Regions from separate parts of the Homo sapiens genome. Here region 1 is linked to region 2. Evidence: read pairs that join two places in POLR2A ChIA-PET (ENCODE). Cell type or tissue: PC-9. All regions are shown on one strand. Each heading gives the region's core, and the rest is flanking DNA. Links, peaks and the distances in the headings are about the cores only. Region 1 overlaps LOC105370706. Region 2 has its middle 56 kb from the start of SIPA1L1.

Evidence for each region. ChIA-PET counts read pairs that join two places held together with the same protein. Peaks named below come from ENCODE experiments on the same cell type or tissue, not always from the same donor. Only the 100,000 strongest peaks of a DNase experiment are listed, where the experiment ranks them.
Region 1: POLR2A ChIA-PET joins it to region 2 with 5 read pairs; 2 of 35 experiments call an interaction of 5 or more read pairs at or near these places.

What each region holds. Positions count from the first base shown.
Region 1 is chr14:71,200,266-71,216,691 of GRCh38, reverse strand. It overlaps LOC105370706, which reads left to right. Exons shown (of 2, transcript XM_011537452.3): 2 at 1-375. The coding sequence ends at 375. Among named protein-coding and RNA genes, the nearest start is that of SIPA1L1, 110 kb to the left of the region's middle. RefSeq lists an enhancer at 4,329-4,378. In PC-9, for the core only: a CTCF peak has its summit at 7,806 (motif pointing right); DNase peaks (open chromatin) are centred at 9,071 and 9,701.
Region 2 is chr14:71,256,604-71,273,029 of GRCh38, reverse strand. No RefSeq gene overlaps it. Among named protein-coding and RNA genes, the nearest start is that of SIPA1L1, 56 kb to the left of the region's middle. RefSeq lists an enhancer at 5,529-5,578. In PC-9, for the core only: no CTCF peak of the experiment used is centred there; a DNase peak (open chromatin) is centred at 5,819; H3K4me3 peaks cover 331 bases.

The DNA of each region.
Region 1 (16,426 bases), core at 7,612-10,111, 59 kb after region 2:
CCAAAACAACTTGCTGCTGGGCTTTTAAACATAGCAACAGCAGAAATCTTTTCTGGGCTTGAGGAAGAGCCACTTCAAATGTCTACTAATTTCAGCAATTTTCTGGTCTATGGAATGAAAAGTCTAAAACTCACAGCCCTCTGCTCCACCATCGGACTTCATGACGCAAGGGGGCGGGTGGGGAAGAAAGTGGCGCGCTCCCTGGTTGTTGGGATTCACAGGCTGCCTCTCAAAGGAGTATTGCCTGGGTGGCGAATGCTCTTGGAGGAGAAAAGAGAAAGGCATGAAACGGGGACCCTTCAAAGTTGCCACCATGGTAATGTCACTCAGTGGCACAGGGCTTGTTCCTCCCTTTTGTTCTCTTTTCTTTTTTTTTTTTTGAGACGGAATCTCGGAGTCTCGTTCTGTCACCCAGGCTGGAGTGCAGTGGCGCTATCTCAGCTCACTGCAAGCTCTGCCTCCTGGGTTCACACCATTCTCCTCCCTCAGCCTCCCGAGTGGCTGGGACTACAGGTGCCTGCCACCACGCCTGGCTAATTTTTTGTATTTTTATTAGAGACGGGGTTTCACCATGTTAGGATAGTCTCGATCTCCGGACCTCATGATCCACCTGCCTCGGCCTCCCAAAGTGCTGGCATTACAGGTGGGAGCTACCGCGCCCGGCCCCTTTTGTTCTCTTTTCTAATGGGAGGACCATCAGCAGTTGTATTCAAATGAAGAGCTCATTTAGTTATAAGCACTGAAAACCTAATCCGGTTTAAGCACAGCAGGTTTCTTGGCTGACATAGTGGATTGAGCCAAGGCTGTGCTGTTCCCTTGACCTCCCTGTTTGGTTTCATTCTCAGGCACCCACTCCCCACACAATGCCCTTCACTTCCCCACCCCTAACCCAAATCTCTGGCCTCACCCCATGGAAAAAGGGTGCCTCTTTCCTCCATTCCAGCCATGAACGCTGGGCTGACCATTTGAGCTTTGGTCACATGTCCTCCCCTTAAATCAGTGCAGTGGCCAGGGAGATGGAACCCACTGTTTGGCCAGCACAGGGCATGTGTGTCTATTTCTAGAGCAGGAAGACGAGGTCACGAGGACTGAGTGTGGGGAAAGGCTGGGTCCCCAGAGGAAAACCAGGGTGCCATTACCATTGGATGGTGGAGTGGACACTGGGTGAACCACGGATGGCCTCCAGCAGCAGGACCTGTCCCAGTACCAGATAGAGCTGGGAAGGCTTGAAGCCCGGAGAGACCATGGGGAGCAGAGGCTTCTCCCCAGCTCTGTGCTTCCACTGAGCCACCCCAGCATCCTGCACGTTCATCTATGTGTGTGTGTACCTCTCACCCAGGCTGCCTGCCTGGAAGTAGAGTCAACGTGGAGGTGCATAGCACAGTGTTTCTCTGCCTCGGGCCTTCTAATTTCCTCTCTTGGCCCACAAGGGGTGGGAATTTCTGTGCCCTGTCCCTGTGTTCCTCTGAGAGTGGACTGTCTTCTCTCCCTTCACAAAAATCTGAGGGCTGTATGAAGACTTCACGTGGGGGGCCTGGCCTGCTGTGGGTGGGGGTCTGTGTGCAGCAGGAAGTGGGAAGCTGGAGTAACCCTGGGTCCCAAGCCTTTGGAAAGCCACATTGTCCCTAGAGCTGTCACTCGTGGGGTTATTCCGTCTCTACTCGTGTCCTGTTGGATCTGCCACACAGCAGGACCTCTCTGTATCCACTTCCTATGGGTTCTCCCCAGAGCATCTTTCAGGGGTGCCATGACCCCTGCTTTCTGGATTGAGGCGGTAGGAAGGGCTCTCTCTTGTTTCTAATTGAACATTGGCCTATGCCAGACTGACCAAATACTCCCTGATCATTCAAAGTGTCTCCTCCATGCCCTTGGGCAGGTTCCATTTCTGCTTAGCCGGAGAGACTTCCCTATTCACCAACAATGAGTTAAACACTCTTTGATGGGGAAGGTAAAAGATTTTCCCTATGTAGGATACATACTTGGAAATTTAGCTCTTAGCAGTTGGGTGTGCTATATGCAAAAGTAAAGTGCCAATTAGTTTTGCTGAATTTTATTAATATTGGGGGTCCATTATAAAACCACCCATTAGGTCTATAACAGCACAACTTAAGATATATCCTAGTGGGGTTATCTATTTGATTCATGATGCTTAAATCGTTAATTTTATACTTAACACAGGGAATGTGATTGAATGATTCATTTATGTAGCAAAGTTGTACTTATTAAATATTTACTCAGTGTAAGGTACTGAGCCAAGGAATACAAAGATAGCTAACACTCATTTCTTCTCCTCCAAAAGTTTATAATCTACTAGATGAAGCAAGTGCGTAGCACAAAAATAGCTAAATCTGTTTCTTTGGGAAGACAGCTTATTGGAAGTTCACCTAACTTCAAGCTTGAGGAGCTTTTACTGAAACTAACTAAGGTTTGGCTCAGGTGTCTGGTATTAAAAAGGGCCACTCAGAAGCTCCAAATCCCAGGAAAGGTTCTAGATACTGGGGAGGGGCTATAGAGTTTCAGGGATTCTTTTGCTTCAAAATTAAGTAAGAATTTTTTGACTGCTCTGAAAGAAGCTATGTGAAACCCAGTGGGAAAAAAATGACTAAATTATTCTTGATCTTTTGGCATTTAACAGAGCAAAATGTAAGTGGAAAGGAAGCAGGAATATCAGATTATTAATGGCACATTAACTATTTGAAGAACGTGTTGGTCCATAGAGTGTGCAGAGAATCCAGTAAAGGGAATGTATCATGTGACGTCAGAACAGATGGATGTCACATTGAGTCAGCAATGATGAGGGGACAGGTGTTGGACATTGACAGGGTCTGCTATAGTCACCAGGGAGAAGCTGTCTCAAAGACTTGAGCCCCAAGTCTAAACATCTCTGGAAAGGGCCCTGATTTGGCCTATCTTTCGTCACAAGTCACCCTTGGGCCAATCACCTTGGGCCCAAAATAGCTGATGATTCTGTAGTAGCCATGGGAGCTACTGGGGTGGGAACATGTGGGGAAAGTAACTGTGAGGGGTGTGTTCTAACTGGGGAGTTAGTCCTAGAAAAAGGGTGTCCAGTATGCCTGACTTTAGCTGGAGACATTTCTGTAGCTCAGCTTTAATTTTCCAGTATTTGGCATTGAGTTACTATTGTTGCTTCTACAACTCTGACATGAAGTCCCAGTTCTAAAAAAAAAAAAAAAAAAAAAAAAAAAGCCATGGATGAGACAATAAAATGCCCATCTGGATTGTTGCAGCAAGGTATTGTTCTTCACCCTGCTCCATATGAGTCTTGCCCCAGTAACTCGGTCCTTCTAGGACTGGACTTCTCAGAGACGGGGGTTTGTATGAGTCTGTTCTAATGCTGCTGATAAAGACATACCCGAGACTGGGTAATTTATAAAGAAAAATAGGTTTAATGAACTCACAGTTCCACATGGCTGAGGAGACCTCACAATCAAAGGCAAAATGCACATCTTACATGGCAGCAGGCAAGAGAGAATGAGAGCCAAGCAAAAGGGGAAACTCCTTATAAAACCATCAGATCTCATGAGACTTATTCACCACCATAAGAACACTATGGGGGAAACCACCCCCACGATTCAATCGTCTCCCACCAGATCCCTCCCACAACACGTGGGACTTATGAGAGCTACAATTCAAAAGGAGATTCGGGTGGGGACACAGCCAAACCATCTCAGGGTCCTTACCCTCAACCTGGGCCTATGACCCAGCTCCACTCTCGCTGGTAGACTAACCTGATGCTAACTGCAGAACTTCCTGCTTTCCTGGAATCCCAGCTGCTGTGCTTTTAGCTCCATGTCTGCCTCTTCCTGCTGCAGTTAGCTGAGCCATGATGACTGCCTCACAAAGGCTGCCTGCAAGGCAAGGCTCAGCGTGAAGGCTTTGCAGAGACTTGACCCACGGAGCGAAACAGTAAGAGACTGAGAGAGTCAGGTTCCTGGAGGCAGCCGGCACCAAAATTGTCTGGAGGGCAGGGTGACTCCAAAAGACCGTCTGGGGGAGTTCTCACACGTTCCTGACATCTTCTCTCCATACTTTTGGCACAGGGAATTTCAGCTGGCTGGAGTGGGTGGACGAGGTGGAATAAAAAAAAAAAAAATGAAGACAGCTTTAGACACCAAAATCACAAAATCTTACTGTGGAGTCTATCCATTCCTGGACATTTGGCTTGTTTAGGAGGATGCTTGAAATCCACATGCAAATGCAGGTTACACTGAGACCAACACATCACCCTCCAGCGCTTTCCAGTGCTGGATGTGACCTTTCAGAAACCTCCCTGGGGAGGGTCTTTGCCATCTCCTCCCCTCCCCAGAGCACTGTAGGGTAAAGGAGGGCTAAGAGTGAAGCTTGGCAGTAAACTGGCAGTGTGTGCCTCTTCTTACTTAGATCATTGAAACCACCTCAAAGGATGTGAAAAGCTAGCCCAGCATCTGTGAGGCTTGCTGGACTCCAGAGATGACTTCTAAGACCGAGGCCACAGGCTAGGCAGGAAAGGTTTCTCTGCTCTCTAGGGAGTAAAGAAGTCATCAAGACTGGGCGCAATGGCTCTCACCTGTAACCCAACACATTGGGAGGCCGAGGCGGGCAGATCCCCTGAACCCAGGAGTTTGGGACCAGCCTGGGCAACATAGTGGGATCCCCATCTCTACAAAAAATACAAAATCCCCTGAGCCCAGGAGTTTGAGATCAGCCTGGGCAACATAGTGGGATCCCCATCTCTACAAAAAATACAAAATCCCCTGAGCCCAGGAGTTTGAGATCAGCCTGGGCAACATAGTGGGACACCCATCTCTACAAAAAATACAAAAATTAGGCCGGCGTGGTGGTACACACCTGTAGTCCCAGCTACTCTGGAGGCTGAGATGGGAGAATTACTTGAGCCAGGGAGGTGGAGGCTGCAGTGAGCTGCGTTTGCTCCACTGAGCCACTGCACTCTAGTCTGGGTGACAAAGCAAGACCTTGTCTCAAAGAACAAAAACAAAACAAAACAAAAAAAAACAAAAAAAAGGAGTGATCAAAACATCTGGTTTTTAAAACTTCAGGGACATGAGGAGACAATGATCTCTAAGGTACACAAGTCCTTTGTTTTTAGAAAGAATCACTAGATTTTTTTTTACAGCAAACTCTCATAGTTAATAACAATATGTTGTATATTTGAAAATTGCTAAGAGAGTAGATCTTAAGTGTTCTCACTACAAAAAATAAGTGTGTGAGGTAATGCATACGTTAAATAGCTTGATTTAGCCATTCTACAATGTGTGTGTGTGTGTGTATATATATATAAACATCATGTTTTATACCATAAATATATACAATCTTTACTTGCCAATTTAAAAAAGAAAAAGCCAACTCTCAAAAGAGAGGAGTGGTAGAGATGGTGCTAATGCTCTGTCCAGTTCTTTGTTCTTTGTTCTTTGTTCTTTTTATTCTGAGCATTTTGGTGGAGGCAGCGTGGCCCAGGAGGAGGATGGGGCTGGAAGGCAGGCTGTGTAGCGGGGATGCTGGCTGGGCCCTTTCCTAGCTGTGTGACCTTGGGCAACTTACATAACCTCCTGAGCCATAGTCTCTTTATCTAAAAATGGGCATAATAAGAGAATAACTGTTGTAAAAAATGAAATGAAAGAATGCATGTCGGCTGGGCATGGTGGCTCACGCCTGTAATCCCAGCACTTTGGGAGGCCGAGGCAGGTGGATCACCTGAGGCCAGGAGTTCGAGGCCAGCCTGGCCAATATGGTGAAACCCTGTCTCTACTAAAAATACAAAAATTAGCCAGGCGTGGTGGCACGTACCTGTAGTCCCAGCTACTCGGGAAGCTGAGGCAGGAGAATTGCTTGAATTCTTGAATTGAATTCTTGAATTGCGGCGGTGGTTGCAGTGAGCCAAGATTGTGCCACTGCACTCCAGCCTAGGTGACAGAGTGAGACTGTCTAAAAATGAAAAAAAGAAGAATGCATGTCAACCCTTAGCTCACTACTTGACTCATGATAGAATCTCAGGAAGACAGATATTTTGTGAAAGGGCGAGGATAGAAGGTGGAATAGGATGAAAGCAGGCATCTCCAGTGGGTGTCATGAATGGGCCTCACCCCTTTTAAGCTCCGTGAGCCTCTGTCTTTGTCCTGCCCATCCTGGAATCTCCAGCACCAACCAGGGGACTGGTGGAGAGTGGGCTCTAAGGAAATGCTTGTTAGACTGAATAGAGCCTTGGCTGAGCCCTCATGGAGGACAGATTTGCAGAAAGGGAAGGAAGACATGTGGGAGAGGAAAGGACAGAGAGAGAGGAGTGAGGCAGCAGGAGGGGACAAAGGCCACACATTGGGACAAAGATTCCCAGTGATAACCTCTAACTGTGCCCTGTCTTTAGAGCCCCCATAAAATGAAAGGACTTGCAATGGAATTGTTTCAAAAGTGCTTTGGAAGCCAGATGGGAAGCTTATGTAATTGTTTTTACTTGCGAGCTCAAGTGAAAATAATGAGCCCTTTTCTTGCCTGCAGGGGAAGAAGTTTTTGGTTGAGACATCCTCCACCTTTCTCTGTCCACCACAGCTGGGACAGAGCCCTCCCATGTGCTCTGCAGATGCCCTTCGGAAAAGCTGCCTCTTCTATGCGGTGCTTCTGGGCAGCTGGGGAGCAGGCGTGGGGACAAGTGCTGGGAGGTAGGGCAGGGCGGGGAGAACTGGATGTTCCATCCTCACAACGAAACACATCCCACATCTCCTCCCAGAGGCAAAGAGACATCAAAAGAGGACCAAATTCTGAGGCTGGGTATAGGATGGTGGGGTGGGGACTAGAGAGAGACTTTTAAGGCTTTTAATCCTTAAAGACTAGTTATAGATATGTAGTATATGAAAGCTGTTGGAAAATGGTAAAGTGCTGTACAAATACAGTCATCATTCGATATCTGAGGGGGATTGATTCCAGGACCCCCTCACCCCAGGACACCAAAATCCAAGGATGCTTAAGTCCACAATATAAAATGGTGTAGTATTTGCATATAACCTACACACAGCCTCCCATATACTTTAAATCATCTCTAGGTTACTTTTAAAACCTAATAAAATGTAAGCGCTATACAAATGGTCATTACACTGTATTGATTTTTTAAATTGTATTATTTTTATTGTTGTTGTTGTTGTTGTTTAATGTTTTCAATCTGCAATTGGTTGAGTCCATGGATGCGGACCCAGCAGGTAGGGAAGGCTGACTATATAAAGCTTTGTTAGTTATTAGTGTAGGGAGAAGAAAAAATACCAAAACAAGAGGTAGGGCAGGATTCTTCTGCCTGCCTTGCTGCTCACCCCTTGATGGGCAGGCCCACTGCAAGCCTCTCTGGATCTTCATTTTTCACCTGTAAAACAAGGTTAATCTCCCTGATCCTACCCATGGTCAAAAATGATCCCCGGCTTTTTCACGCTCCCAAGGCACGTGGCCCAGGTTTTTACTTGACCTGTATTTCACTCTGTCTAGTGCGTGATTTTTCTCAATACTTCAGCTAATTGTTTACACAACTCCTGACTCAGCAGATTATAAGCTCCATGAAGGCAGGGACTGATGGGGAACATAGTCAATAATTTTTCATTTTCAGTCATTTACTTAAATATTTATTGAGGTCACTAGGCACTGTGTTAAACTCCAGAAATATAGCAGCGAGCAACTCAGACAAAATCTCAGCTCTCTCACTTTGCTTTCTGGTGGGGAAGATAGATAGTAATGATAAAACATAACATAAACAGGAAAAATAAAAGACAGCAGGGCTCCTGTGTTGCACACCTGCAGGGGGCACTGTTTGCACCAATGTAATATTAATGGCTGTCTCTAATGTGCAAAGGCAGCGGCTCTGGGGATGCTATATCCCCAGGGTCTGGCCTAATGCTTGATATGTGGTAAGCATTCTGTAAATATTTATTCAAGAATAAGTGAATGAATAAATGAGTGGTCTTAGTGTGGTAAAGTCTTTTAATATCCAACTATATCCATGTTTCTCTCTTTTGGCATACACCTGCTGGCTCCTTGGAGTTAGTAAAGCCATGGGACTGATTCTGCCCAGTGAGATGTAAGCAGAAGTGTTGGAATTTACTTCTGGATGAGCACCTGACCACCTCCAGCTGTTTCTTCCCCTGCTGCAATGACTAGGGCAGCTGCAAGATAGTGGATTCTCCATTGCCCTGAGCCCCTGAGTGATTTTGTGGAGCAGAGCAGACCCTCATTGGATATGAAGCATTTGCAAGATGAGCCTTTGTTATGTTAAGGCCCCAAGACTGTGGGGTTGTTTGTTACCATGGCATAGCCCAACCCATTCTGACTGATGGTCTCACTCTCCTGTAAGCTATCTGAGGGTGGGGCCGTGGGGCTCAGCATAGGAGCAATCTGTAAATGTTCAAAAAGAATTGATAGAAGAAAGAGTAATTCACATTGATTAATAAATATTATCAGTCTCTTTTCCCTCTGCTTGAATTCCTCAGCTCTTAGGAAACAGGATGGCTAGATTGTTCATTTCCAATGGGTGGGTTTCCTTTTATCCCTAAAGCCCTCTCTGTGGCAGGTGAGGCAATGCTGCCCTTTTCCACACATGAAAAAAACACCAGTTTCTTTCCATGCGACTCAAACAATCTGGAGGAAGGACATAGGAAAACCCCCAGAGTTGGAGCAAATGGGGTCTTTGCCTACTCAAGCCTCTTCAGTGTGGCTTGCATGAAACAGAGAGATATTTGCAGCTGTACTGTGAATCCAGACAAGTACGGACAAAAATTCTCCATTCCCCACAGGGTGGAGAATACACTGCTATAGATCTCTTTCCTTAGACCAGGGGTCCTCAGACCGTGGCGTGCATCTGAGTCCCCTGGAGGGCTGATTCAAACAGATTGTCAGTGCCCACCCCAGAATCTGTGATGTAATTTGTTTGGAGTGGGGACTGGGAATGTGCATTTCTAATAAACTCTCTGATGAAGCTGATGCTACAAATCCAGGGACTATATTTGGAGAAACCATTGCATACGACTGATGTTCTCTCTGGCTTTCAAAGTCAAGAGTAAATGCAACACCTGTGAGACTAGCGCTATAACCTGTTATTAGTCATTAACAACATGGGATCAACTAATTTTTTTCAGATTACCCAGATGATAAGGGGAGACAAGATGGAGGAAATAAAAGTTTCAGGAAGGGGTGGGCCTGGGAAAGAATACAGTTTTGAGGACTGCTGCCCAGAGGAGGGACTGACGATGTCTTAAAAGAAGGTCCTGGGGTTGAGAGCCAGAAGGAACCAGGGGCCAATATGGGTGCAGAGGTGGCCGTGGAAAGACAAATTTGAGGGCTTATCCTTGCATAGTGAAAAGAGGGCCTGGACTTGGAGTCCAAAATCCTGCAGGCCTTTCCCATGAGACCTTGTAGCTGCTGGCAGCAGCTGAGGTGAGCCACTTTGTTAAGTTGTTAAGCAGACTTAACAGCTCTTGTAGGGAGAGCGTGCCAGGGTTAACTCAGCCTCCAGCCTTAACCTCTTTTGCACGAGGAGGTAGGTAAGCCTTTCCCAGGACCCCATGCCCAGTGCACTGTCTGCATCGAGCCTGTGTTCCAGCATCTTCCTGCTGGCTTATTATCAGTGGTCCCCAGCAGAACAGAGTTGTGCTGTGCCAAGGGTTAGCGTAGGTGGCTGTGACTCACTCAGCCTCCTGGGGAAGCAGATGCTGCCACTGTAACCAGCGCTGCCAGGGAAACAGGCTAAATAAATCCCAGATCCTTGTAGAGGGCAGAGAACAAGCTGCCTGCAGCCAGTGAGCCAGCAGCTCTGGTTCTGTTCAGGTTCAGCCACTGCAACAGCCTGTGTCCAGCTCTCAGCTTCGGGACTAACTGGGGACTGGGATTGAGAACAGAAACAACAGAGCCTTGTGCAGAGGCTGGAGCATGTGACGAGAGGTGATGTATTAGTCCGTTTTCATGCTGCTGATAAGACGTCCTCGAGACTGGGTAATTTATAAAGAAAAAGAGGTTTAATGGACTCACAGTTCCACATGGCTGGGGAGGCCTCACAATCATGGCGGAAGGCAAGGGAAGAACAAAGGCAGGTCTTACATGGTGGCAGGCAAAGTGAGAACGAGAACCAAGTGAAAGGGGTTTCCCCTTATAAAACCATCAGATCTCGTGATACTTATTCACTACCAAGAGAACAGTATGGGGGAAACCATGCCCATGATTCATTTATCTCCCACTGGGTCCCTCCTACAAAATGTGGGAATTATGGGAGCTAACGATGAGATTTGGGTGGGGACACAGCCAAACCATATCAAGTGATCAGAAGGCTGTGTCTGATGATGGGTGCCCATGCACAGCTGCAGCACCCATGCTAAGCCTTAGTCACTAGGCTGATGAGTTCACACAGATCCCTCTCTGAAAATCTGTGATATTTGTGCTTACTGTTGGGTTGGGGAGAAGAGATGAGAAACTCAACTCTTTTTTTTTTAAGACAGGGTCTCACTCTGTCACCCAGGCTGGAGTGCATTGGTGCGATCTTGACTCACTGCAACCTCTGCTTCCTTGGTTCAAGCTATTCTCATGCCTCAGCTTCCTAAGTAGCTGGGACTATAGGCACGGGACACCACATCTGGCTAATTTTTGCATTTCTTGGTAGAGATGGGATTTCACCATGTTGGCCAGGCTGGTCTTGAACTCCTGATCTCAAGTGATTCACCCGCCTTGGCCTCCCAAAGTGCTGGGATTACAGACGTGAGCCACTGTGCCTGGCCAAGAAACTCACTCTTGATTCTCTTCTCCTTCCTATTTGGAAAGGAGCAGCTCCCTCACTAGACAATGTGAAGCTGCCCTCTATTCCAAATGGCCAGAAATCGACCCCCTGAGAAGTGTCTGCTTTGTCATAAACCAAGAAGAGGAAACTGAGGCCAGAAGATGCAATGACCTAGCCAAAGCCCCACAGAGGCTTTTAGAGGCAGCGTCAGGCTGGGCTCCTGGTATCCTGGACACAGAGCCTCATCATTTCCCACTGGACACTGCACCCCATGGAAACAATTGTATGGACCTTAGGGAATTTGCTTTACCATGAATATCTGCTCTTACAGGCAGTGGGTGGTGCCATTAGTAACATACACTGCTTTTTCCATGAGCAGCAGGGAGTCTCTAGCCAACTTTCTCCAACTTCATCAACTCCTAATCCAGGCTAATGAGTCCCTGGCTCTACCAGTGAGATAGTGGAAATCCCAAGAGTTTTTAGGTTTGCCTAACATCCTATCATTGCAAGGTCAGGAACAGAACCAGAGGTGGGCCTCCTGGGTTTTCAAACCAGCCCTCCTGAGGTAGTGAATGTCCAAACTCATCAGTCTCACCTGATGATTCTCAGGTAATTTCCCTAGAAGTCCCCACTCCCTATTCCCAGACAAGGCTCACAACATGGCCCAGTGGTATTAGCACATTTTTATGGCCCCAGGTTTCCCTGAGGTAGGAGGCAAGACTTGACTCTGGAGGCTCGGCTCAGACACTGGACCAGGTTGAGGACTAGCTAAAACAGGGAGGAGGCGAAAGCACCTCTCCATAAGACACATCCACCAGCATGCCATGTCAGTTTACCATTGCCATGGCTACACCAGGAAGTTACCAGCCCTTCCATGGTAATGACCTGACAACCCATAAGTTACCACTCTTTTTCTAGAAATTTCTGCATAATCTTCCCCTTAATTTGCATATTATTAAAAGTGGGTATACACATGACTGCAGAACTGCCTCTGAGCTGCCATTCTGGGTGCACTGCCCTGCCTAGGGGTAGCCCTGCTCTCCTGCTGCTGCACACTGCTGCTTCAATCAAAGTTGCTGTCTAACACCACTGGCTCACCCTAGAATTCTTTCCTGGATGAAACTAAGAACCCTCCTGGGTTAAGCCCCAACTTAGGGGCTCATCTGCCCTGCATTACTCCCAGGCTCCCAGCAGCCACCTCAAGCCTTCCTTGCTTCTCAAGCCCCACAGAGGGGGCTGTGAGGGACCTTCTCTCTCTACCTTCCTCTTAGATTTCACAGGAGGAATAAGGGCCACTGGATGGGCCTCACTGTCCTTCCTGACCTTGCCTTCCTGTCTCCTGTTTAAGGAAAATCCCTTTTCCTGCATCCTGATCCCTTCCCTCCCTGCCATATCTTTGCTCCATAAATTATCTCCCCTCTCCTAATTATTCAACATCCTCCTTTCTACAAGTTCCTCCTCCTCAGCCTGTAAACTTGTTTATGTCTCTCCCACATAAAAGAAAAAAACCAGCTACATCAAATGCGCATTCCTCCCTGGTGACTCTCCTTCTCTACCTGAAACGCCTCTTATCAGAGTAACCTGCACTTTTTGCCTCCCCTTTCTTTCCTCTCAATGGGTCCCAATCTCTTTCTGTAACTTGCTGTGTAAGCTTGGGCAAGTGACTTAACCTCTCTGAGCCTCTCAGTGTATTCATCCATAAAATGAAAATAATCATACTTTCTTTGTAGAGTTGTGAAAATTTAATGAAATTCCACACACAAAACTCCCAACACAGTGCGTGGCACATGGTGGGTGTTGAGTAAATGGAGTGGCTGCTTTAGTTATTTCGATCCAATGCTGTCTGAATCTGGCCCTGTTGCTCTCTTGAAATTGTTCCTGCAAGGTCACCAAGAGCCTTTTTTTTTTTTTTTTTTTTTTTTTGAGACAGAGTCTCACTCTGTTGCCAGGCTGGAGTGCAGTAGCGCCATCTCAGCTCACTGCAAGCTCCGCCTCCCAGGTTCAAGCGATTCTCCTGCCTCAGCCTCCTGAGTAGCTGGGACTACAGGTGCATGCCACCATGTCCGGCTAATTTTTTTTTTTTTGTATTTTTAGTAGAGATGGGGTTTCACCATGTTGACCAGGATGGTCTCAATATCCTGACCTTGTGATCTGCCCACCTCAGCCTCCAAAAGTGCTGGGATTACAGGCGTGAGCCACTGCGCCCAGCCAAGAGCCTTCTGATGACCTGTTACACGCTATCCCCCTCAGTGCCCATCCTGCTTGGCCACTCTTCAGCATTGTGGACTTTACCCTCAGTCTAGAGTTTTCCTTTCCTTTTCTTGTCTGCTCCTTCTCCATCGCTTTCCCTCACTCTTCCTCCACCCGTTTCTGCAATGCGTGCCCAGGTCTCTGTCCTTGTGGTTCTTATTGCACATTCCCGTGGGCTTTCTCATCCATGTCTAGGAATTACATGAGTCTTCCCGATTAATCTTCATAAAGCATGAAGAGTCCTGAGTTGTCATTCCCTTTTTCAACAGTTGTCAGTGGTTCCCTGTCTCCCTCAGCAGGAAACCCTCTGTCCCCAGCACTGGCTCACAGGGATCTCCAGTGCTGGATCCCGGGATATGCTAGGTTTGGCTCTTGAACATCCACTGCACCCCTCGTCCTTTAATCCACCTGCAGTGGATGCAGGGAGGGGCCCCCTAGATCCCTCTGCAGCAGTTATTTCCCCCGTTGCTGGGTGTGCTGTTAGCAGACCACCCTGAGCTGTCAGCCCTCTTTGGGAATTGTCTCAGCTGAAGGGATTCACTTTGTCCAACATCACACCCTTTCCCAGAGCAGCCTGCATTCCGTGACATCAGTGTGGGAGTGTAAATTCTTGAGCCCTGTGCCCTAACTCAGGAAATCTCTGAGGAGTTGCAACTCCAAAGCTCCTCAGAGGTCAGCTGAGGCCTTGGTGGAGACTGCATCAACAGTTGCAGCCCAACTTCTCCTGCCCAATCCTGCCCCCTTCCCTTCTCTTCCCCTCTCCTTTGCTCCCCTTCCCCAGATGTTACCCCGGGGAGCACTCAACAGACTCCCTGCACATTCATCTCCATCACAGTCCACTTCTCAAGGACACAGCCCAGGACACTACTACCCACATCACCCTACTTGCCTCACTTGAGGAATTCCCCTGCTGCATTCTTTCCTTCCTTGATTTCTTGGTTCACACCGTCCCCTCTAATTATCCTGTCCTTTCCTCCTGTCTCTACCTGTCAAAATGCTCCTTGTTCTTCAAGGCTCTGCTCAAATGGCACCTTCCGCATGACGTTTTTATTTGATGTTCTCTGGTTTACCTCTCTCCACCTCTAAGGTAGAAGATACCACTCCCTTCTTTTTGCCTGGGCTCTGAAATTGCCCCAGAACCAATTTGTGATGGTTATTTTATTTTATTTTTGAAGCAAGGTCTTGCTCTGTCACCCAGGCTGGAGTATAGTGACTTGACCTCAGCTCACTGCTACCTCCACCACCCGGCTCAAGCAATCCTCTTACCTCAGCCCCGCCAAACAGCTAGGACCACAGGTGTGTGCCACCACACCTGGCTAATTTTTTGTATTTTTGGTAGAGACAAAGTTTCACCATGTTACCCAGGCTGGTCAAACTCCTAAGCTCAAGATATCCACCCATCTCAGCCTCCCAAAGTGCTGGGATTACAGGTGTGAGCCACTGCACCCGGCCTGTGATGGTTAATTTTAATGTTTCAACTTAGCTGATCCATGGAGTGCCCAGATAGTTGGTCAAATATTATTCTGGATGTTTCTGGATGAGATGAATACTTAAGCCAGCAGACTGAATAAAGCAGATTTCTCTCCCTAATGTGTGAGGGCCTCATTCAATCAGCCAAAGGCCTGAATAGAACAAAAAGGGTGACCTCCCAAGTAAGAATTCTTCCTGCCTAACAACCTTGGAACTGGGACACTAGCTTTATTCCCTGCTTTTGGACTTGAACTGAAATGTTGGCTCTTCCTGAGTCTCAGGCCTGCTGGCCTCCAAACTGGAACTGTTTCACCTGTTCTCCTGGTTTTCAGGCCTTCGGACTTGGACTGGAACTAAACTATGAGCTCTCTTGGGTCTCAGCTTGTCGACTCACCCAGCAAATCTCGGGACTTGCCAGCTTCTGTAATTGTGTGAGCCAGTTCCTTATAATAAATATCTTCTTCTATATATATACATCCTATTGGTTATGTTTCTCTGGAGAACCCTAACAAATACTATGGGAATAATAGATTTGGTCTGAAAATTAAGTGTTTTCATGCCTGTAGAAGCACTCTGAACAGTCCCTATACGTAGTTATCCCAGCACAATGAATGTTAGCTATTATTATTATGTGTGTCTTATTATCCTAGGCCTAGGATAATGTTTTAATAATTTTTATCTGACATATCAAGCCCAGAATAAATATTTGCTGATGGAACCCAATTATCTCCTGGCTTAAATGCTCCCACCCATGTATTACTATGATTTCAGCTCTCACTGCATCCCCAGCTGTTTCCAGGGTCTCTCTCTCTCTCTCTCTCTTTTTTAGAGTTAGAATCTTGCTCTGTTATCTAGGCTGGAGTATAGTGGTGCAATCATAGCTCAATGCAGTCTTGAACTCCTGGCCTCAAGACATCCTCCTACCTCATCCTCCAGAGTAGCTGAGACTACAATTGTGTCCTGCCACCACTCCCAGGCTAATTTTTATGTTGCTTTGGTAGGGATGCAGTCTCACTATGTTGCCTAGGCTGTTCTTGAACTGCTGGCTTCAAGTGATCCTCCTGCCTCAGCCTCCCGAAGTGCTGGGGTTACAAGTGTGAGCCACCGTGCCCGGCCATTTCCAGGGGTGTCTAAGGACATGCCTCCCATGTGTCCTGTCTGTCAGTTGCACTCATCACGATGCCTAGCATCTCAGCTCTTCCTCCTTGTCCTAGCCCCTCCCTCTCATCCTTGCTGGTGTCCACCATGGGCACATCAACATTTGTCTCATGTTCCCCACAGGTCCAGTTGTCAGGGCACAAGAGGGGAGGTGGCTTCCAAGTAGAGGGGTAGGGGAGAGTCTGCTCTGAGTCACTCACCTTCTCTTGAGCCCCAAAGAAGCTATACTTGTGCTCAAAGTTTCTTGAATAGCCTCCTTCAGCTTCAACCCTTGCCCTCCCTCCCTACCTCCCACCTCCAAATTGGACTCTAAACGAGTTCACAGGACCAACCAAAAAAAGAGATGTCTGGTCTGCTCTTCATCTCCTCTGGCCTTTTCTCTACCAAAAATCTTGTATCTTCCTGAGGCTACAGAAGAAGAACTTCCAGGAATGGAGACAGGAGAGCAGATACTGACGGGAGTGGGTAGCAGGGAGAAGAGCAGGGGATTGACCATGCAGGGGTAGCAGCAGCTGCTGCACAAAAGTCCCCAGGCACACTTAGTATATTCTTGTGAGATGCAGCAGAATCCCACCAAAAGACGAGCGAGGGTGAGACAGAGTAGGGACGGGACTCGGCCAACCCCGACTAAAGTATTTTTCCACACATGCCCGCTGACCACCAGGCCTTGTTGCACCACCCCCACCGGCACTATACCCGCTGACCAGAGCTTGCAAAGTGTCTGAGGAAACTAAGATAAGCAATATTCCACCATAAATCTTACTCAGTTGCCCACATGTGCATAGGCCAGGAGAATGA
Region 2 (16,426 bases), core at 4,750-7,249:
AAAAATACACAGAACACACACGGTGCACACACCTCAAACAAACATATAGCAGTTACCTCAGTTCACCGTGTGTGTCAGGAGCTACATCCATCCACACCTGATGTTACAACTTTTAGCCTGATTTCTGGTAATCCTCCTTCCACTAATTCACAATAATACACAAACTGCAGCTCTTCTGACACCCTCTTCCACAGGCAAACTTCAGGTCTTTTTACAGTGCCATGTTTATTGTGTTATTTATGTATTTTATTATTTTATTAACCATTTAACATGTGTAAGACCATCCTACTGTTTTCATTAGGTTCTACCACTTTTAAGTGCCATTGATGATGTTTTTGAGTGTTATGCCCATTTTTCCCATATATCCTGTGCTTTTTATTGATCAAGTTTGTCCAATACACTGATTTTTAGGAATATATGTGTGTTGATTGTAGTGGTTTGGATGCTTGGAAGCACAATGATCAGTTTCTGAGACAGGAAATACAGCAGTGACAGGTTTAGTCAAGGATGGGAAGATTGTGGCTTTGGATGTGCTGAGTTTGAAGTTCCAGGAGAAGTTGGAGAGTATCCACAAGGTGATTAAAAATATTGATCTGAAGTTCGGGGGGAGGGGAAGCCAACAACAGCAGGAGATACATAAGTAGTTTTGGAGAAAATTAGCAAATACAAGGTAATTGGAGCCATGAGAGTGAAAGAAGCTTCCTTCAGAGGGGCATAGAATGAGAAGGTGAGAGGCTAGGAGGATACCTGAGGACCCTAGCACCTAAGGAAAGGCAGGTAAAGAGGAGCCACAGAAGGAACCTGGGTCAGAGGTTGGGAAGGTAGGAGAAAATGGTGTCATGAAGTCAAGAGAGGTCAGAGTTTAAGAGGGGAAAGGTGGGTCAACAATGGCAAAGGCTCCAAAAGTTCAGATGAAGTGAGTTGTGGAGTAGACCTTAGGTTAGGGCATTCATAATTTTTTTTTTTTTTTTTTTTTGAGACAGAGTCTGGCTCTTTTGCCCAGGCTGGAGTGCAGTGGTGGAATCTCGACTCACTGCAACCTTTGCCTCCTGGGTTCAAGCGATTCTCCTGCCTCATCCTCCTGAGTCGCTGGGACTACAGGCATGCAGCACCACACCCAGCCAATTTTTGTATTTTTAGTAGAGATGGAGTCTCACCATGTTGGCCAGGCTGGTCTTGAACTCCTGACCTCAGGTGACCCACCTGCCTCAGCCTCCCAAAGTGCTGGGATTATAGGCATGAGCAGCCACCACGCCCGGCCCATAATTCATTTGTTTACAGTAGAAACGGCAGGCTTCTGGAGTCTCTTCTCCCAAGAATTTTAGATGTGAAGTGAAACAAAGGAATGGTATTTCGTAAGGGAGGGGAAACTGAAGACAAAGTTAAAGGATGTTTTTAGAGCTAGGAGTAGGGTATGAAAAGATACAGTGAGTTAAGTAAAGAAGGAAATGGAAAGAAGCAGAAAGTGATGGAAATTGTTAAATTGGGGTGGGGGAAGGATGATTTCTTCTTCCTCTGAAACAGGAATGAATAAGGCAACATGAATTTAGATATAGCAGAGTTGATACGCCAGCCTCCGTCCTCCTTGGGAAACAAAAGGAAAGTGAAAATAGAATTACAGTGGCTTAACCAAAAAGGGGCTTATGTTTTCAGCATAACAAAAAGTGACAAGAGGTAGCCAGTCCAAGGCTGATCCAGGGGCCGTGCAATGTCGTCAGTGCCCTAGACTCCTGTATTTCTGCCTTACTAGCTTTTAGTGTGTGGCTTTGTCATCATAGGGACAATATGGCTGCTGACATGCCACATATCATGTCTTCATTTCAAGAGAAAACATGGAGAAGGGCATAGAAATTGCATGCCAGTAAGATCCTTCTCTTTTTAAATCAGGAAAATATAGCTTTCCTGAAAGGCCCCACCCAATAGACTTCCATTTACATTTCATTGGCCAGAACTAGGTCTGGCTATAAGAGCATTTGGGTAAGCTATTATTTTTTACTCTTATGAAGGAAAAAATGAAGAATAGATATTGGATAAACAACTAGCTATGCCTGCCACACTGAAAATAAGGAAGAATGAAATTTTGGACAGTATAAAGGACACAGTATGGTTTGGAGACATATGGGGCTCTGTCATCTTCTAGTTGGGTAACCAGAGGTAGTTGCTTTACCTCAGTGGGCCTAAAGTTTTCTGATCCATAAGAGGAGATAGTAAAACTACATTATTTCTAAGATTCCTTATTCTACAATCTAAGGCTTATATAATATGCATTTTTTAAATAGCAGGGAATAATGACTGACTTTCTTGGAAGTTTAAGAAACCTGCTGCTTATGATTCTTTAATAAAGCTACTCTTCCAGTTCATACTGGCATGGTATGGGACACAGGGGAAATGTTGTCTATAGGTATGTTTGTTAAGCTTATCAGTGTACCAAATCCAAGTTTTTTAGAGTTAAATATACACATATGAACACTTCTTTGATATGGACAACTAGAAGTGGAATTGCAGGGTTGAAGGCTATATTAGTCCATTCTCATGCTGCTATGAAGAACTGTCTGAGACGGGGTTATTTATAAAGGAAAGAGGTTTAATTGACATAGTTCAGCAAGGCTGGGGAGGCCTCAGGAAAATTACAATCATGGTGGAAGGGAAGGCAAACATTTTCTACTTCACATGGTGGCAGCAAGGAGAAGTATGAGTGAAGCCAGGGAAATCCCCTTGTAAAACCATCAGATCTCATGAGAACTCACTCACTGTCATGAGAACAGCATGAGGGTAACCATCCCCATGTTTCAATTACCTCCCACAAGGTTCCTCCCAAGATATGTGGGGATTATGGGATCTACAATTTAAGATGAGATTTGGGTGGGCACACAGCCAGACCATATCAGTCCCTCCCCCAGCCCCTCCCAAGCCTCATGTCCTCACATTTCAAAACACAATCATGCTCTTCCAACAGGCCCCCAAAGTATTAACTCATTCCAGTATTAACTCAAAAGTCCAAGTCCGAAGTTTCCTCTGAAACAGGGCAAGTCCCTTCCACCTATCAGCCTGTAAAATCAAAAGCAAATTAGTTACTTCCTAGATATAAGTGGGGGAAAGGCATTGGGTAAATATACCCATTCCAAATGGCAGAGATTGGCCAAAACAAAGGGGCTACAGGCCTCATGCAAGTCCAAAATCCAATAGGGCAGTCATTAAACCTTAAAGTTCCAAAGTGATCTCCTTTGGCTCCATGTCTCACATCCAGGTCATGCTGATGCTCGAGATGGGCTCCACAGCCTGGGGCAACTCTGCCCCTGTGGCTTTGCAGGGTACAGCCCACCTCCTGGCTGCTTTCATGGTTGGTCTTGAGTGTCTATGGCTTTTCCAGGCATACAGTGCAAGCTGTTGGTGGATCTACCATTCTGGGGTCTGGAGGATGGTGATCCTCTTCTCATAGCTCCACTAGGCAGTGCCCCAGTGGGGACTTTGTGTGGGGACTCCAACCCCACATTTCTCTTCTTCACCACCCTAGCAGAGGTTCTCCATGAGAGCTCTGCCTCTGCAACAGACTTCTGCCTGGACATCCAGGCATTTCCGTGCATCTTCTGAAATCTAGGCAGAGCTTCTGAAACATCAGTTCTTGACTTCTGTGCACCCACAGGCCAAATACCATGTGTAAGCCACCAAGGCTTGGGACTCGTACTCTCTGAAGCAATGGCCTGAGTTGTATCTTGGCCTCTTTTAGACATGGCTGGAGCTGAAGCAACTGGGACTCAGGGCATCAGGTACTGAGGCTGCATAGAGGAGGGGGACACTGGGCCTGGCCCACAAAACCATTTTTCCCTCCTAGGCCTCTGGGCCTGTGATGGGAGGGGCTGCTGTGAAGGTCTCTGACATGCCCTGGAGAATTTTCCCCATTGTCTTGATGATTAACATTCAGCTCCTTGTTACTTTGCAAATTTCTGCAGCCAGCTTGAATTTCTCCCCAGAAAATGGGTTTTTCTTTTCTATCATATTGTCAGGCTGCAAATTTTCCAAACTTTTATGCTCTGCTTCCTCTTGAACACTTTGCCGCTTAGAAATTTCTTCCACCAGATACCCTAAATTATCTCTCTCAAGCTTGAAGTTCCACAGATCTCTAGGTCAGGAGCAAAATGCCATCAGTCTCTTTGCTAAAGCATAGGAAGAATCAACTTTATTCCAGTTCCCAGTAAGTTCCTCATCTCAGTCTGAGACTACCTCAGCCTGGACTTCATAGTCCATAACACTTTTGGCATTTTGGTCAAAGCCATTCAACAAGTCTCCAGGAAGTTCCAAAAGAAATTTCCAAACTTTCCCACATTTTCCTGTCTTCTGAGCCCTCTAAACTATCTCCACCTCTGTGTGTTACCCAGTTCCAAAGTTGCTTCCACATTTTTGGGTGACTTTACAGCAGCACCCCACTCACTGTGCTACCAATTTACTGTATTAGTCCATTCTCACACTGCCTATAAAGAAGTGCCCAAGACTGGGTAATTTATAAAGGAAAGAGGTTTAATTGAGTCACAGTTTAGCATGGCTAGGGAAGCCTCAGGAAACTTACAATCACGGCGGAAGGGGAAGCAAATGTGTCCTGCACATGGTGTCAGCAAGGAGAAGTATGAGCGAAGTGGGGGGAAAAGCATCTTATAAAACTACCAGATTTTGTGAGAACTCACTCACTATCATGAGAATAGCATGAAGGTAACCAGCCCCATGATTCAATTGCCTCCCACCAGGTCCCTCCCATGACACGTGGGGATTATGGGAACCACAATTCAAGGTAAGGTTTGGGTGGGGATACAGCGGAATCATATCAAAGCCTATGGGATTTTAAAAATTTAACATAAACTATCAAATTAACCTCCAAAGAAACTGTACCAATTTATATTCTCACTGGCAACATACCTGAGTGCCAATTCCCCTAGCATAAAATATATGTAAATATGAAGAAATAAATAGTAGTATAAGTTCTTTCACTCTTTGTCAGACACTGTCAAATGCCCTTTACAATAATTATTTTATGTAATTCTGACTACCCTGTAAAGTAGGTGGTAGTATTATGCCCATCCTAGAGATGAAGAAACTAAGTCTTGGAAGGGTTAAACAGCTTTTCCAAAGCCACATGTTTAATTATCGGCAAAACTGAAACTGAAACCTAGGTTTGCCTGATATCAAATCTATTTTCTTAAACTCTGTACTCTACTTCTTTGCTATTTATTCTCACTGGGTCTTTAACCCACATGGAGAAACATGGAAAAATTTTTCTATCTTGCCTCAAGATTCTGCCCAGAAGCCCTAACATTGCCAGCGCCAGAAATTGGTTGAGGGCAGTATTGCTCAGAATAAGCTTGTAGCACTAGAAAGCCACAAAACTATATTATCCACTAATATTAATAGAACCTTCAAGAATTATAATGAAGCCTCCTTTTTATGGTTTCCAGCAGTGTGAATAACACAGAAGCAAAGGTAATTTATTTTCACCTTTCTTTCCCTTGCTAAGTAAGAAGTAACTGTGTCTTCAGGTTGCATTTTTAAAGACAATCTCAAGTTTTTCTTGTTCTTTGTCATGGACCTGAGGGAAGGTTCCCACAGGTCCTAGTCTATGCCTATTTGATGCTTCTTGGATATTTGCCCAGTCGCACAATTAGGTATTGAACTTCGTTTTGTCATAACACATAACCACTGCAGGAGAAAAATAATCCCCTGAATGGAATGACCTGTGCTTATAGTATAGATTTTGCTGGAACAAGGTCAACAAACTGCAGTAGCTATTAGTCATTGCCTAGTTCTTAGAACCCTGCTAAGACAGAAATTGCCCACACAAGAAAATCTTGAGGTTCACCTCGGCCTTTTAAAATGACTAAGAAAATTGGGTAAGGGCAGGGCTGAAGTGGTCATTACAGAGTATGGGGAAACTTGATGGGATTTGGTAAGTTGGCCCTTGAAAGAGGTACGATCTCATGTTGTGGAGAAACACAGGGGCGCTCTTATCAACAAGTGATTGAGACAGAGACTTAGATCAGTCTGAAATAAACTGATTTAACCCAGTAGAGAGTCCTCTATCTTGAAGCCTAGAGACCTGGCAGCAACTGATATAATCATATAGTTTTTCTTCTTTATTCTATTAATCAAATGAATTACACTGATTTATTCTTTTATAGTTTTATTGAGGTATAACTTCTATACAACCAAATTCACTCACATTAGATGTGCAATTTAATGAGTTTTGCAACATCTATACAGTCATGCAATCACCACAATGTTTTTAGGATTTTTTCTGAAATCTTCTATTTAATTTCTGTTATTGGTAATTTATATTTTCTCTTTTTTCTTTATCAGTCTTGCTAGGTGTTTACTACTTTTATTAACCATTTCAAAGAATTAACTTTTGATTTATATTCTCTTATTTTTCATCTGTTTTTTTGTTGATTGACTTGTGCTCTTATCTTTATTATTTCCTAATTTTTACTTATTTTGGGTTTAATTTGCTCACTTTCTTTCTAGTTTCTTATGTCAAAAATTCAGATAATTTTGGGGAGTAACAGCATTATTGAGATATAATTCATATACCATACAATTCACCCATTTAAAGTATACAATTAAACAATTTTAAGTACATTCATGGGGTTGTGCAACCAATATCAAATACTTTTTAGAGCATTTTCATCGCCCCAAAAAGAAACCGTATACCCTTTATCAATCACTCCACCCGTCCCTCAGCTCTGAACAACCACTAATCTAATTCTTGTCTCCATAGATTCATTTATTCTGGACATTTCCTATAAATGGAATCACATAATATGTGGTCTTTTGTGACCGACTTATTTTATTTAGCCTAATGTTTTCAAGGTTCATCCATGTTACAGTATGTGTTGGTACTTCATTCCTTTTTATTGCTGATTAATATTCCATTGTATGGACATAGCACATTTTATGTACTCATTCATCAATTGATGAATAAATGGTTTTTTTTCTTCATTTCTAATATAGACACTTAAAAGTATAACATTTCCTCTGAGCACTCCTTTACCTGCATCATACAGCTCTGATATCTTGTATTTTAATGATAATTCCATTCAAAATATTTTCTACTTTCCCTTGTGAAATAAATCATGGATTTAAAAAATAAACGTTGATTAATTTCCAAATATTTGGGACTTTTGTCTATATCCTGCGGATTGAAGAATCTCTATTGATCTATCTTCACAATCTTCACATTCACTCTTTCTCCAGCTGCCTCCAAGATGTTGTTAAGAGCATCTAATGAATTTTCCATTTCACTTATTGTACTTCTCAGCTATAAAATTTCCATTTGCTTCTATTTAAATAGTATCTATTTCTCCTCTGTGATTCCCCCACCAGGTTTATTTGCTATGATCAAATTTTTCCTAAATTCTTGAACATATTTATAATGACTGCCTTAAAGTCTTGTCTATTTATTACAGCAACATCTAGGTCATCTCTGGTTCCTTTTTTTCCCCTGAGTATGTGTCACATTTTTCTGGTTACCTTGCACATTCTGTGATTTTTAGTTGAATGCTGGTTATAATGGATACTACAATGTAGAAACTCTGGGTTCCATTATGTTCCTTTGAAGAGTAATCTTCTCAACTTGGCTGGACTCAAATTCCAAACTTTGTCTCCCTGCAGTTAGCAGCAGTTGAATTCTCTGCTCAGGTCAGCTTCCAGCTGCTACTTTTTTGTTTCGCTCTTTCTCTTTTTCTATTTCTGGACCAGTCAAGAAGTTGGGTGGATTTTTTAAAGATAGATTTTGGGTCTCACAGTACCTGCAGTAATTCCCTTCTAGGATTTCCCCCTTAATTCTAGCCAATCTGATTCCATGACAACTCAAGACAATGGATTAGTGAGTGCACACAGGTAAAAAAGTTGCAGACTTGCAAATCTCACAACATATATTTTGCCTTTAAAGGTGAACTTCTCACCACTTTGTTTTTGATAAATCTCCAGTATATTGAAATTGTTCTTTGTTTCTAAACACTTTTTCCAGTTTTTATAACTGTTTTTTATAGGAGGGTTAGTCCAACCAAGCTGTTCTGCCATTACTAGAAGTTGAAAGTCATTTTTAAACAATTTTCAAAAAAACATACTACTTAACAAGACCTTATAGGGAAGATATACAAGGATCTATTTTATGGTATATTCTAAAAATACAGTTTCAGAAAGAATCAAGGTTTACCAAAAATATTATATAATTTGAGAAATAGAAATTACAGAAAATCACCTTCATCTCCCTTAGGTACATATGTTAGTTTTTAAAAGGGAAAGAAAGCTGAGGAAGGAACAAGCAGTAGAACTATTCAAATACAAAATTGGTATTTTTCATAGAAAACTTTATTTAACATTGAAGATGTTGTTACATTTTGCATGCAATTTAAAGTTTTAAATTTTTGACATACTCTGCCAAATGAGGGTCAATTGTTATGTTAGATGTCTGCTAGTTAATCCTGTCTCACTCAAATTATCTATCTCTGTAAATGACAAACAAACATCCCTGAGGCTGTGGCTACAGTAGCTGCCACAGAACTAATGAGGCTGAGGATGGCTGGGGCACAAAGCAATCCCACAGACTTGAGGTCCCAACTGCTGGGAGGAGCAGCAGCACAGCAAGGATTACCCTGTTTGATGAGCAGAGGTCATGACTGATTTTGTCGCCACAGAAAAACTCAGGTGAACTCACTGCAAGAATTTTACGGTAAAATGTCTTATGTAGACCAAAAATTTTAAAGTCACATAAATGAAGCTAGTCTTACAACCAGGTAATTGGTTAATGGATTAACAAGACGAGCCAGTTAAAAATGTCACTATTATCATTGATTGCTTTGGGTTATGAGTGTTCTCTCAGATTCCTGTTTTAAAAATGGACTTCTTCCAACAAAGATTAAGATCTGAAGATTTTGGACTTCTTCCAACAAAGATTAAGATCTTAAGAATGGAAATTTAAAAAAAAAATCTTTGCTTCTCTAGAACTGTGGAACTGGCAACATGGGACTATTGGGTTCAAAGTGCCATAATTTTTGCCCTGAAATAACTGAGCTAATGATCCCAATTTAGATTTTTTTTAAAAAAGCAAGTTCAGATGATCCAACAAACCATCAAGATTTAGAGGGAGGCCAGGCGCTGTGGTGGCACACACCTGTAATCCCAGCACTTTGGGAGGCTGAGGCAGGTGGATTGCTTGAACTCAGGAGTTTGAGACCAGCCTGGAAACATGATGAAACCCCGTCTCTACATAAAATAAAAAAATTAGCCGGAGGTGGTGGGTCATGCCCATAGTGTAGGCACTTAGGAGGCTGAGGTGGGAGGATCAATTGAGCCCAGGAGGTTGAGGCTCCAGTGAGCTGAGATTGCATCACTACACTCCAGCCTGGGTGACAGAGTGAGACCCTGTCTCAAAAAAAAAAAAAAAAAAAAAAACGGGAAGAAAGGAAGGAGCCAGGCGTGGTGGCTCACTCCTGTAATCCCAGCACTTTGGGAGGCCAAGGCAGGCAAATCACATGGTCAGGAGTTTAAGACCAGCCTGGCCAATATGGTGAAACCCCGTCTCTACTAAAAGTACAAAAATTAGCCGGGTGTGGTGGTGTGTGCCTGCAGTCCCAGCTACTCGGGAGGCTGAGACAGAAGAATTGCTTGAACTTGGGAGGTGGAGGTTGCAGCAAGCTGAGATCGTGCCACTGCACTCCAGCCTGGGCAACAGAGCGAGACTCTGTCAAATTAAAAAAAAAAAAAAAAAGGAAGGAAGGAAGGAAGAAAAGGAAAGGGAAGGAAGGGGAAGGGAAGGGAAGGAAGGAAAATAAAGATTGATTTAGAGGCAGCCAAAAAGAGAAAAACAACCTGGCTCTCAAAGGTAGACTGAGACCCTGGCTGAAAGACAGAAGGGATGGGAGTAAACTATGAAAATGTTATGAGGTGAAAAACAAGAATGAATTAGAGGAAGCGACATAAAAACCCAGTGTCATTCTGAAGAGCCACAGACATTTAACATTCAAAGCATCTTGCCATGTTATTTTAATTGGTCAGCATATCATTCTACTATATTTGAAAAGTATTTTTAAAAATTTTTAATTGCGGCAAAATATGCATAGCATAAACTTTACCATTGTAAACATTTTTAAGTGTTCAATGGCATTAACTACATTCACATTGTTGGGCATCCATTGGCATGTTTTAAACATTGTAAACTTTTATCATAGCCCCACCATAGCATTTCCTACTGCCTACTGTCTCTAAACCTAATGGTTTTCCCTTGAGGAATGAGGACTCAGAAGACATTGCTGACTGATGGGTGAAAGTTACAGAGAGAAGGAATTTGGCTCAACATGAGAAAGAACTTTCTAAGTTTAGATCTGACCAGCAGAGGAACGGGAGGCCTGTGAGCTCCCCTTTGAAGGTGAAGAGTGTTCACACAGGGGGCCTTAAGCCATCTGTTGGGTGTGTTTTAGAAGGGATTCCTGTCCTGGGTGGGAGAAGGACCTCTGGGCTTCCTTCCAACTAGGAGATCCTATAGTTGAACTGACTTAGAAATTGCTGTACGCTCAGGTTTCAGATGAGTTTACTGGATTTCAAGTACACTAGATTTGAGCTTTAAAATAGGCACACTTTAAACCACTCATTGACAGGTTTTACCCTTGTCTTAAAATTGTCTGTTGTTTTGTCTAAACTATGGAGAAATAATTCAAAGTCAGTTACTTGGTTTCAGGCCCAGTTCAACCACTTATCAGCCAAGAGATACAGGGCAGGCTACCTTCACAAGGAGCTACTTTCACTTAAAAGGGCTCTGTAGGCCTTTAGGTTTGCCCCATTCCAGTACATTTTCCACATTGCTACCAGAATAATCTTTCTTTTTTTTTTCTTTTACACATTATTTTTATTTTTTTGAGACGGAGTTTTGCTCTTGTCACCTAGGCTGGAGTGCAATGGCGCGATCTCGGCTCACTGCAACCTCCTCCTCCTGGGTTCAAGCGATTCTCCTGCCTCAGCCTCCCGAGTAGCTGGGATTACAGGCACACACCACCATGCCTGGCTAGTTTTTGTATTTTTAGTAGAGACGGGGTTTCACCATGTTGGTCAGGCTGGTCTTGAACTCCTGACCTCAGGTAATCCCCCCACCTTGGGCTCCCAAAGTGCTGGGATTACAGGTGCGAGCCACAGTGCCCAGCCACACATTTTTTTTTTTAAATGGTGTGTATGTTGCTCAGGCTGGTCTTGAACATTTGGGTTCTAGTGATCCTCCCACCTCAGCCTTTGAGTAGTAGGTCTTACAAAGCACATGCCACTGTGCTCAGCTCCAGAATCATCTTTCTAAGATGCAAATCCGAGCATGTTACCTTCTCTCCCTTTAAAAAATTCTTCAATGGTATCCCTTCATTTAAAAAATAAAGTTCAAGTTTCTAAGCGTGGCATCCAAGGCCACCATGCTCAGCTCTTGAAGCTTTTCTCTTGCTGTTCCTCCCTCAAATTCCAGTCTTTAGCTGGATCGAATGACTCGTTTCTCCAGTCCTCATTTGTCTGGCTAACTCCTACATATTCTTCAAGACTCAGATCAGATATGGCCTTTTAAGGAAGCTTCCATTTCCCCTTATGGCTCAGCCAGGGCTCTTTACAGCACCTCATCATCTGTGGCCATTACACAAGCATTCTAGAAGAAGAACTTTTGGTGACCTATCAGGTCTGAGGGGGAGAAAAAGAAGTTGGATTCCTGCCTGAATCCACACAGCACTGCAACCAAAAGATCAGAGGATTAAAAAATAGTATGGACTAGGGAAGGTCTTTGTATACATGACATAAAACACAGAAGCCATTTTAGAAAGACAATTAAATACTATCGTGAAAATTTTTGAATTCTCCGTGTCAAAAAACATGATTAACAAAATCTAAATACAAATGATAAATAAGGAAAATCTGAAATATGTCTCACATAAAGAGTCCCTACACAACAATAAGAAAACAAACACATATATGAAAATGGGCAAAGAATATAAACTGTATGCATAAAGAGTTACATATGGCTTTTAACCAAATGAAAAAAGTAAACATTATTGTAAAATTTATTAATGATAAGAGAGGTGCTAATTAAAACTGCAATGGTATTTTTTTTTTTTTTTTTGAGATGGAGTCTCGCTTTGTTGCCCAGGCTGGAGTGCAGTGGCACAATCTCGGCTCACTGCAACCTCCACCTCCCAGGTTCAAGCGATTCTCCTGCCTCAGCCTCCTGAGTAGCTGGGACTACAGGTGGCCGCCACCACACCCAGCTAATTTTTGTATTTTTAGTAGAGACGGGGTTTCACCATATGGGCCAGGCTGGTCTCAAATTCCCAACCTTGTGATCAGCCCGCCTGGGCCTCCCAAAGTGCTGGGATTACAGGCATGAGCCACTGCGCCTGGCTATGATTTTTTTTTTCATCGCTCAGATTAGCAAAGATTTAAAAATCTGAAAATGTTGTTGGTAAGAGTATGTGGAGACAGGTATGCTATCCATACACTGAGTGGAAAGATAATTTGATACGCTATTTATGGTGACATGATCAAAATTACAAGTGCACATTCTCTGGATTCAGTCATTTCATTGCTGGGACTTTATCCATAAATATGTACACGAGTGACATGACTATTTGCAAGAAAAAGCTTTATCTAGCTTGTTACTTTCAATCTGAGTCTTTACATGTAAGGTCTGTCTCTTGTAGACACTATAGGGGTGGGTCTTCATTTTTTATCCAGTCTGACTGTGTCTTTTAGTTGGAGTATTTAGTCTATTAATGCTGAATGCATTTATGGATATGATCAAATATAGGTCTAACAATTGCTATTTGCTTTTCACTTGCCTAATCTGTTTTTGTCCTTTTGTTCTTCCTTTCCTGTCTTTCTGGGCTAAGGAAATAATACATTTCCAGTTTAACTCCCACATTGACTTTTTAGCTATGCTTCTTTGTATTACTTTTTATAGTGGTTGTTTTTGGGCTACAAATATGCATCTTTAACTTATCACAACCTACTTAGAGTTAATATTGTACTACTTAATGTAACATATAATTCCTCAACACTATAGTTCCATTTACCTCCCCATCCTTCATTTTATTATTCTATATATTTTATCTACTTACATGATAAACCCCACAATACAGTGATTTAACTTCTACTTTACAGAGTCATATGACTTTTAAAAAATAGGATAAGAAAAAAATTAATCCTAGTCTAGTGGCAGCCATGAGAGTGTTGCTCAGACCTCCCTTCAAGAACCCTACTGTGAGGAGAGCAGCTGGTGGATACCTTCCAGTTGCTGTACTTTCAGGTCTTCTGGGGCATTCATGCCAAAACCATACTATGCCCCAGCCAGTGATTGAGCACAGCAGAGGTACTAGAGCCAGGCCATTCTTCACTGATGTGGAACTCCTCTCATGGGTATTCTTTACTCCAGAGATTCTGATTGGCTGGAAAAGATTTTCTCAGAGCTGCACTGCAGTAAGACTTCTACACAATCTTCCTTCCTTCCCTTTCACTTTTCAGATGTCAGACTTACATTGCCATCTGAGGTTCTCCCTATTCCTCCTTCCACTTCCTTTTATCCTTCACAGGCTTTCCCTCAGTAAATCTCATGCACATCTAGGTCCATCTTGGCATCTGCCTTTTGGAGGACCTGAAATGATGTAAGTCTGTTATACATATTCATATATTTACTATTTCTGGTGCTCTTCCAGCATGTGTTTTTTGTTTGTTTGTTTTTTATAGTCTGAAGAAATACCTTTCTCATAGTGCAGGTCTGTTGTTAACAACTTTTCTCATTAAAAACAAATCTGAATGTCTTCAGAATTCACCTCCATTTTTGAAGGATATTTTTGCTGGATATAAAATTCTGGGTTGGCAGTAGATTTTTTTTTTTCTTCCTTCAGCTTTTGAAATGTTCAGTTGACTCTAGCCCTCATTATTTATTTACCTTTTTTCTTTTTAGAGACAGGATCTCGCTTTGTCACCCAGGCTGAAGTGCAGTGGTGTGATCATAGCTCAGTGTAGCCTCAAACTCCTGAGCTCAAGAGATCCTCCTGCCTCAGGCTTCTGAGTAGCTGGAACTATAGGCACACCACCATGTCCAGCTAATTTGTTGTTGTTGTTGTTGTTGTTGTTGTAGAGATGGGGGTCTCTCTATGTTGCCCAGGCTGGTCTGGGTTATGAGATTGGCTAATTTTTGTATTTTTGGTAGAGATGGGGTTTCACTATGTTGCCCAGGCTGATCTCAAACTCCTGGCCTCAAGCGATCCACTGGCTTTGGCCTCCCAAAGTGCTGGGATTACAGGTGTGAGCCCTCAGGCCTGGCCAGTAAATATATTTTTTAACTTGACAAGGTACGTATTAGTAAATCTGGGTCTAGTGGTTTTTTAAAAAAGGATATTTGTATATGCTTGTATATTAAAAAAAATTAACTCTGGAAGGGTAGAAAAGAGATTGGTTATGGTGGCTGTTTCTGGGAAGGGGAACTGCCTGGCTAGGAGCAAAGAGTAGGAGGGAGACTTACCTTATCCTATATTGTCTTTTGTCCTCTTATATTTGGGTAGGTTCATATTACGTATCCCCCTCCCAGATAATTCTTTTTAGTTTGGAGAATTCACATTAAAAAAGAAAACTCATCTGTTGCTATGATCACATATGATCTTGAAGTTCCCTTGTTCTTTGGGAACTTCTCTAGATCCTTGCTTCTTTGAATGTGGTCCAGCACTTGCAGATTAAGCATTACCTGAGTGCCTCAGGTTAGACATGCAGACAGGCCTACTGAAGGAGAATGCGCTTTTAGCAAGATGCACAGGTGATTCTGCGTACACATTAAATTTAAGAAGCATAGCTCTAGACATCATCATACTACCTACCACGCTATTGCGATATTTTCATTTTTTCCCGTCTAGGCTGTGAGCTACATAGACACATTGTCTTTTATAACTCCATCCCCTAAACTTACACAGTAATTGGTACAGATTACACACTCAATAAATGCATATAAAATGCATAAAATAGGGATTATGGCACACCTTCTAAGAGGTTGTTTGCTTTTGGAAGAGGGCTGCGCCTGAGGCTTGCTGGCTGTGTTTCATTCCTAGGTTTGCGTCAACTATTACCCTCTAGCTAATGACAGGAAGCCCTCCATCATGGGCCTACCAGCACAATCTGTCATCCCAACCACATAGCAAATGCTTTTTCACCTCTTGATGGTACTGTTAACTTGTTAGGGAATATATATATTTTTTTAAGTCAGAGATCAGAGAGTGGTTTATTTGGTGGCTTAGGTTGGGATATTAGGAACATCCCAGAAAATCCTTAAAAACAGGGCAAAGAAGAATGAAATTAGATTAGGCCACAGCCATTATTCCTTGCCTAGAAGAGAGGAGAAGGCTAGAAAGAGATCTGAAATTTGTCAGGCATAGAGTGAGAAAGTGGAAGCAAGGGGATGAGAAGGGTGGCAAGAGTAGAAGACAAGATAACAAAGATCCATATGGGAAGAATGGGCATTTTCCATCACCATCAGGCCCAAGGACAGAGAAGAGAAGGAAAGTTTGAGTCCCATCTAGTGCTTGATGCCTGCTAAATGCCTACCAAATTAAGTGCAAATGCTTTAGCCTGCATTCAAAACTCTCTACATAATGTCCAAATCTCACCTATCAGCCACACTTTCCATTACCCCCTGTGTGTACTGCATCACTTAATATTTGTCCTCACTGATCTGGATCATTTCTAACAATGTCCTATTGACCTGGACTGTCATCTTGTCTGGTCTCCTTCTATAAAAATCCTACCAACCCTTCAAGGCTCTTTCAAAATGCCCTACTTCCTTGAAGGCTTTTTTCTTTTTCCTTCAATGGATGCCTGGTTCTGCCCCTTTGTAGAGAATACGCTTTTGTGACTTTTATCTTCAAGTCTAGTTATTTGTGTACTTGATTCCTTTTATTCAACTGCAAATGTCCCTTGCTTTTCTGTCTCTTTCAATTTCCTGGAGCAGAGTCCCAAAATACAGATCAATGCCCAAGACATTTATTGGATAAGGTAGGTGAAAAACATTTAATTCATTGCAGTGAACCGATAGATACCTTACTGGAGTGCTTTCCTTCTAAAAAATCATCTCTCACTCTATTTTAAAACTTTGAAGACACTCTTTGTCAGGCAAATCGACTTCCTTTTCTATCTGCTGGTCTTCTTGGTCCCATGAACAATTCAACCTCCGTCTCTTACTGCCAATAGCTCATCTTCAAACATACATTTAACCTGGTGTACTAACATAGCAGACTGTTCTCACCCATGGTTTTAATCATTCACAAGTGGCATGGGAGATTGATGACATGCTGTAACTTATAATCTTCCTGAGACATGAATTTGTAAGAGCTTCCCAGTGTACAGGAGTGTCATTTGTAGATGAGTGTAACTAGCT